2 separate regions of the Homo sapiens genome follow, and region 2 is linked to region 1. Evidence: read pairs that join two places in POLR2A ChIA-PET (ENCODE). Cell type or tissue: PC-3. All regions are shown on one strand.

Region 1 (4,000 bases):
TTGGCTCACTGCCACCTGCACCTCTTGGGTTCAAGCGATCCTCCTGCCTCAGCCTCCTGAGTAGCTGGGACTACGGACAAATGCCACCACACCTAGCTAATTTTTTGTATTTTTAGTAGAAACGGGGGTTTCACCATGTTGGCCACGATGGTCTCGATCTCTTGACCTCCCAAAGTGCTGGGATTACAGGCGTGAGCCACCACGCCCGACCAATTCTTATTTTCTAACCTTTTAACATTTTCAGTTCCTGGGTGTGAAGAATAAGAATAGGAACATGTTTTAATGGATGTTTTATTTTGTTTAAATTTTGAAAGTGACCACAAAGAGAAGATTTATTTTTAAACAAGATATTTGATATCGTGCTTCTTTTAGGAGCTCTTGCAGGGCAGGCCTGGTGGTAATGAAATCACTCATCATTTGCTTGTCTGGAAAGGATTTTATTTCTCCTTCGCTTATGGAGCTTACTTTGGCTGAATATGGAATTCTGGGTTGAAAATTATTTTCTTTAAGAATGTTGAATATTGGCCCTCAGTCTCTTCTGGCTTGTAGAGTTTCTGCTAAGAGTTCCACTGTTAGTCTGATGGGCTTCCCTTTGTAGGTGACTTGGCCTTTCTCTCTGGCTGCCCTTAGCAGTTTTTCCTTCATTTTGACCTTGTAGAATCTGATTATGTGTCTTGGGGTTGGTTGATCTTCTCATGGAGTATCTTAATGGTGTTCTCTGTATTTCCTGAATCTGCATGTTGGCCTGTCTTGCTAGTGTTATATATAAAGTTTTGGTGCTGCAAAAGAAATAGCACTCAAATATAAAATTTTCTTTTAATTCTCAGCAAGGCAAGGTACTTCTATAGAAGGGTGCGCCCTTACAGACGGAACAATGGTGAGCGCACACTTGGACAAGGGAGGGAAAGAGGTTCTTATCCCTGACGCACGTGACCCTTGCTGCTGTATTTTTCCATTGGCTAGGGTTAGACTGCACAGGCTAAACTAATTTCAATTGGGTAATTTAAAGAGAGTGCACTACGGGGTGAGTGGTTTGGTGGGAAAAATGGTTATGACAGAACAGGTGATCAGAATCATGAAGTCAGGGTGGAATAGGTAATCGGAAGGAGTCAGGGTGGAGCAGGTAATCCGAATGAGTCAGGGTGGAACAGGTGATTGAAATGAGTCAGGGTGGAGCAGGTAATCGAAAAAGGTTGCTTTATGAGGAAGTTAAGTTTAAAAGTAGAAGGCAAAGAATTGAACATACTGACATATTGATTCTTTGAAGAGAAATTTAGAACTCATATCTAACAACCCCTACCCTTGTGTTTCCTTAACAGCTTTCTTTTCAAAGTTTTTTTAACATGTCTTGGCTTAGTTGTTTTGCTTGATTTTCCAAAAGAAGAAGCTTCTCTGGATAAGGTGGAGGATAGTTAAGGGAGGTTTTAGTAAGTGCCGTTTTTATGAGCCTCTGCACCAACCTACGGATGTATGGTATGACACAGCACCTGACAAGAATAAGTACACCCATTACGGCTGTGAGGGAAGTAAGAATTGAGGCTATTATTCCTTTCCATTTACCAAACCACTTTTCTAGCCATCCTGTAAAGGGGTCATTTACCCCTGAGTTGCAGGCTAACTCATTGGGTAGAGAAGTCAGACCTTGCAGTACCTTTGTTATACTTCCATTAGGGGCAGTGTTGTTTAGGATGAAGGTGCAACATTGAGTTTTAATCATGATGCAAACTCCTACTCTTTCTGCTAATATCATGTCTAAGGCTATCTTATTTTCCCAAGCCATCTGGCTAGTAGCCCTTAATTGTTCAGCTTTCCTTTAATAGCATTTTTAGTGTAGTTAATAAATCGCTGTTGGTTGTAGTAGATGTGGTTTATCTAATCTACATTTTTATTGTTACCTATCAAAATATTGACTTAAATCCTGCAGCTATTTGATTTTGGGCTTTAAATTGATCTGGTATTCCCCGCGAGATTCTAATTGTGTCTAAACAGACCTGAGAGTCGAAAGATCCAAGGGGCTTCTCTTGCTTTACGATGTCTTATTTTTCCTTCCTCTGGTTGATGAGATGCTAGGGTGAAAGGGATAGCCAACTGGACTAAAGCACAAGTGCCACTTCTGGTTATTTGGCAGAGTGTCCAGTAAAGGTCCACCACAATACCACCACACATCCGCTTGGGGATGAACAAGGGCTGACTCATTGATAAGCTCTTGAAAATTCTTAAGCTCACTGCATCCTTCCAGTCTCCAAGGAATGCTAAATTTCCTCCCTGTCATGAGAGACACGAAGTGAACTTAGTGTTGGGAGATGGAAGCTAGATGGCCCTTGGGGGCTGACCTGCAGGGTGCTGGACTTCGGGATATAGCAGAGAGAGCTTGGGATGACTTATTACTTGAGGCTGTAGGGTCCTGGAAAAGAACTACCATGCAGCCCACGCCTGGTCAACTGGAGGACCACCTTAGTGGAAAGGGGACAGTTTGGGCCTCTGGCCTGCCATGCACACAAGCATAACAATTGTTTTGTTTAACGTGTGGATGGAATATTTGATCCATTCCAACCAGGCATTTGCATCTTGGTATCCTGTCTTAATTGCCAAAGTTTGTTTTAAGTCTTTAACTTCTATGATCCTCTAGTAAAATGAATGTATGATTTTAGGAAATTACAAAAACCGGTTGGGGCAGTCCATCCTTGCTCTTTAGTGGTCCGCAGAACGTTGGACCAACTATGGCATAAAAGCTCTACATCGGGGGGCAAGACTCCTGGTTGACACTGGGGTCTGTATTGAAATGCTGAATTTGATATTATTTACTTAATAAAATTTAAGTTGGATGTCTTCATGTTCAGAGAAAGCAGAATGCCTCCACCTATGCAGTTCAAAGTCTGACTTCTTTGAATCTATCAAAAAAGAAAAATCAAGATTCAGTATTCACTGAAATGTCATCTACTTAAAGTGCACATTTAGTTTTTAGTATCTTATAACTACCATTCTGAAGTACTTATACCTAACTATTCAGCTTTTATTCATCATTTTACTAATACTTAGTATAGTCCCTAGTTCATCATAGGTACTAATTAATGACTGTTAAGTGAGTGAGTGGTTGAATGAATGGTAAGAGTGTCCAGCTAAAGCTGTGCTTAAAATGACTAAATTCACTTCGAAATCAGCATGCTTTTCCTCCGATCTATAATCCATTCGTATTGTTCCTATGCCTACTTGCATTTGCAGTTTTAAAGCATTTTCACCTATCATTGAGTAGTGGCTATCTCCAGAATCTTCCTTAATTTAGGTTTGGTTAATGTTTCCTCATGATTCATGCACTTTTTTCACAAATAACACTAAAGCCATGCTGTGTCCTTTTCAGTGCATCATATTAGGAGGTAAACAAATTAGATTTCTACTGCTGATAATTACAATTACTTTTATCATTTGGTAAGAAGACATCTGTCAGGTTTCTTCATTAAAAATTTAATAAGTACTTTATACTCATTAATAAGTATTTTGTGGGGAGATAATTTTGTGGCTTCATAGGGCTTTGTCCTCTCCACTGTTTACTCATTTATTCATTTATATCTACGGACTCATGGATTCCCATTTTACTCAAAGAGTCCATTTATTTTGATACTCAATTGCCCCATATGTAACCAGTCTCCTGAAAGCTGGTGCCTTGAATACTCGGTTCTCTCCTCCCCTCGTCCCTGGCAAAGGGGAGGAAGGAAGAGAGGGTGCAACCAAGTCTTGATTAACCCATCTGAGAGAGGAGAGCTTTTAGCTTTGATGTACAAAATGACAGATAATTTTCCTAGGATATAGATTATACTCTCTGGAATGTCAGACAAATAATAATGGGAAAGAGGGAAGAAGATGCCTGGGAGAGCAGCTTCTAGGAAAACAAAATTAAGCATCTTCTCTCACCAACTTTAATGCATCATTTTTACATACTATATTTAAATGTTTGTATATTTATGCTGACCTTGATACTAGAAAGATTTAGTGACTTAGAAAA
Region 2 (4,000 bases), 94 kb after region 1:
TTAGAGAGGCTAAGGTCATACACGTTATAAAGGGCAGAACCGGAATTTCAGCATTAAAAGTCCATCTAACTCCAAAACTCTGTGCTCTTACTCAGTGCTATGTCCACTAATAAAACTTAGCAGAAGTGGACCACTTAACAGAGTATGTTAGTCTCTTCAAGCTGCCGCCTCAAAACACCACAGGCTGGGCAGCTTAAACAATAAATTTATTTCTCACAGTTCTGGAGGCCAGGAGTCCAAGATCAAGGCACCAGCAGGGCCAGTTTCTGGTGAGGCCTCTTGCCCAGCCTGCACACAGCACCTTCTCACTGTGCCCTTTGTGTGGCCATTTCTGTGTGCACACAGAGAGAAAGGGACAGAGAAAGCTCTGTTGTCTCTTCCTCTTAGAATGATACTAGTCTCTACGGTAGAAAAGAAAGTTCATAGTTAACATTTATAAGATTATTTAATGTACTTACAAAATTGTAATAAAAACTCTTACTTTATTAGAGCATTAGTTTGGATGAATTCAAGTCATTTTGCCATTTTACAACCCACTTGGAAGACTTTGCTATTGCCATGCAGATGTTCAGTTTAGCTCATCGTCCTGTCAGACTAGGTAAGTTATATGAAAAACCATTTAATTTTTATCATCTATAAACAGTTTTACTATATTCTTCAACTAAATGCTACCAATCAAGGAACAAATTATAAGTAAAAATAGTTGATTGACCTTTTAATTCAGTGTGGTTATTCTAGATTTAGAATACCAGTACTCCAGTTTAATGGTTACTTTCTATACTTTTATTTTCTCATTCTCCTAAAAAGAAGGAAGAAGGCCGGGCATGGTGGCTCATGCCTGTAATCCCAGCACTTTGGGAGTCCAAGGTGGGCGGATCACAAAGTCAGGAGTTCAAGACCAGCCTGGCCAACATGGTGAAACCCCATCTCTACTAAAAATACAAAAACTAGCTGGGCGTGGTGGCAGGCGCCTGTAATCCCAGCTATTCAGGAGGCCGAGGCAAGAGAATCGCTTGAACCCGGGAGACGGAGGTTGTAGTGAGTCAAGATCGTGCCATTGCACTCCAGCCTGGGCGACGAGCAAGATTCATCTCAAATATATGTTTAGAGCATTGATTAAATTACAATAGCTCATTTGTCTTGCAGTGACTCTCATGACATTCGTCGGCTTATGGTTTGAATATTTTCTTCATGGGTATTTTTGTTTTTGTTTTACTTCCCAAATAATAAAAATTTGGATTTGCTTTTACTTCTCAAATAATGAAAATTTAGATTAATTTCACTTAGACTATTTCACATAGTTGATAAGTTGTTTTATGTTTGTTTTTTAGCGGAGTTTAAGAGAGCTGTGAAAGTAGCAACAGGACAAGAACTCTCAAACAATATTTTGGACACTGTCTTTAAGATCTTTGATTTGGATGGTGATGAATGTCTTAGTCATGAAGAGTTTCTTGGGGTGTTAAAAAACAGAATGCATCGAGGTTTATGGGTAACAGATTTTTTTTATATAATACATGTTTACATTGTCATTAACTGATATTAAACCTAGAATTTGGGCAATTGTACAGTCTTTAAATGGAGTTTTCATCACTTATAAAAAGACTATAAGCTGTAATTGAAATACAGAAATATATTTTATATATGAGATTAAACATCTTTGCTTTTTAAAAAATAATGTGAATCTAATAAGAAATCACTATTTAAAGTGACTGTGAGCTACGATCGCACCACTGCACTCTAGACTGTGCAACAGAGCAAGCCCTTGTCTCCAAAAAAAAATAATTTTTTAAAAAAGAAATTACTATTCAGAAATGTAGCCTAGCTGGACATGGTGGCTCACATCTGTAATCCCAGCACATTGTGGGAGGCCGAGCCGGGTGGATCACTTGAGGCCAGGAGTTTGAGACCAGCGTGGATAACATCATGAGACTCTGTTTCTACAAAAAAAGGGAAAAAAAATCATAGCCTAGGATTTGACTAACTACATGTAATTAGATATATGTAAATTCAAATCCCACCTCTACTGTTTATTAACTGCTTAATCTTGCAAAGCCACTTAATTTTTTTTAGTCTCAGATTCTTGACCCATACCATGAGGAAACTAATCTACCAGAAAGCATTATTGTTAGAATTTGATGTAAAATACTTAGTATAGTGGCTGAGATTATGAAGTAAATTTCACTATTAGCATTATTCACTCAAAGTCACATATGAGTCTATACTTGTGGGACAAATCAAATTCAGATTTTTGTTCAGATTAGAATGTGCTAGAAGCACTCTCAGAAAAGAAGTCTGCCAGGGGAAGACTAGGGTCCAAAGAGAATCTACATGGTTGGTAGGTAGGCAAGAAAAAAGGAAGGAGAGAGAGAGAGAATATGGTACTATTCATGAAAATAAAGCTATTTACAACTTAGAAAAGCAATTCCATTTCCTGCAACAAACATAACTTAGGGAAAAATAAATATTATTTTCATTAGCAAACATATTAATATTTTATAAACTTTGCAGTTATCCAACACCCATAAATATATTCCGGGAAATTAAGCCAGTCTTTTCAGTTCACAATTGAGTGTACCTGGGAGTCTCCTTGCCCTTTCTCAGAAGACATTAAAAAGAAAAGCTGTAAATCAGTCATAAGAAAAAGAACATATATAATCTGGAGTAGAATTTTGCTTCCACTTGGCTAATTTTCATCAGTGCTATGCTCCTGTGGTCCCCCGGATCCAAATATTTCCTAACCTTTACCTTTTCATTTTGTTGAGAGTAGTAGTAATCCACATGTATTTTTAGCTAACAAAACACGTCCATGAATTAGATTATTTCTTGAAGCTTTTCATCAAATACTTTGTGGCCTTTTTTTTTTTTAATTTTAGCCAATGTTAAATCAAAGCTTTAGGCTTATAATTGTATTCTACATAGCTAAACAAAGTTCACCAGAAAAAAAGGGAAAGATTATAAAACATTATAAAAGGAAAACATTATAAAGTAATTAAATTTTAAAGCCAGTATGTGAAAGAAGAGATGGCCCAAAGTCTTCATTACCCTCTTAGAGAAGAAACTCCATTAATGTGTGCTCAGTCTGGTTCCACTCCCTAGTAACCTTAAGCATAGTTACATTCACTTTTTGTCTTTTACCCCCATTTTCAGTTCTGTTGTGATCATCTTTTACAACATAATTCACCCTCAACTATTTTTGGAGGAGTGTGGGAAGGAAATAAACAGTAACGTAAAGTATATATGAAATCATGTTTAACCTTGAAGACAATGACCCCTTGATTTTTACTTTCGGTTAACAGGTACCACAACATCAGAGTATACAAGAATACTGGAAGTGTGTGAAGAAAGAAAGCATTAAAGGAGTAAAAGAAGTCTGGAAACAAGCTGGAAAAGGTCTTTTTTAATAAAAGATATAATAGTATGGCAATTATATTGTTCCAAATGTCAAAATTTGTGATTTTTTAGAAGTACTTGCTATTTATCTTCTTAAGTCTTCATTGATATTCTGTGTGAAATAAGCATGTCTTGTACTTGCTTTCTGATTCATAATTTTATTAAAGAACTTAGTAGAAAGAAAAGTAAGTATAAAAATAGATATTGGATTCTGTCAGAAGGCCTAGATTTGAAATAATGTTTTGTACTTCGGTAAGATGGAAAACTTAGTGATTCACTGATTTCTTAGACACTCTAATATGATATGCTTTCTGGAAGGATAAAACAAATACATATGGGAAAAAGTACTTGAGACCAAGGCCAGCATCAATTCCAGACATCTTCATGTTCCTAATAGGCTAAATGAAGTTAAAAACTTATTTCAGATTTTTCTCATCTGTACCTTATATCTCATAAATTTATTGCATATTTTATGTCAGTAGCTTAGCTGTTTATTGTCTTTAAAATAACATGTAAACTTCAATGTTCTATCTGGAAGCAGAATAAAATATTTACATAGATACAAAAAATACTGAGGTGCTTTTTATTTTACATGTGTTTTTAAAACTAC

The links. Peaks named below come from ENCODE experiments on the same cell type or tissue, not always from the same donor. Only the 100,000 strongest peaks of a DNase experiment are listed, where the experiment ranks them.
Region 2: POLR2A ChIA-PET joins it to region 1 with 6 read pairs; 4 of 35 experiments call an interaction of 5 or more read pairs at or near these places.

What each region holds. Positions count from the first base shown.
Region 1 is chr13:21,586,806-21,590,805 of GRCh38, reverse strand. All of the region lies in intron 1 of MICU2 (mitochondrial calcium uptake 2), which reads left to right. Among named protein-coding and RNA genes, the nearest start is that of MICU2, 15 kb to the left of the region's middle. In PC-3, no CTCF peak of the experiment used is centred here; a DNase peak (open chromatin) is centred at 2,175.
Region 2 is chr13:21,492,650-21,496,649 of GRCh38, reverse strand. MICU2 (mitochondrial calcium uptake 2) reads left to right here. Exons shown (of 12, transcript NM_152726.3): 10 at 490-598; 11 at 1,332-1,489; 12 at 3,297-3,959. The coding sequence ends at 3,401. Among named protein-coding and RNA genes, the nearest start is that of ZDHHC20, 35 kb to the right of the region's middle. In PC-3, no CTCF peak of the experiment used is centred here; no DNase peak of the experiment used is centred here.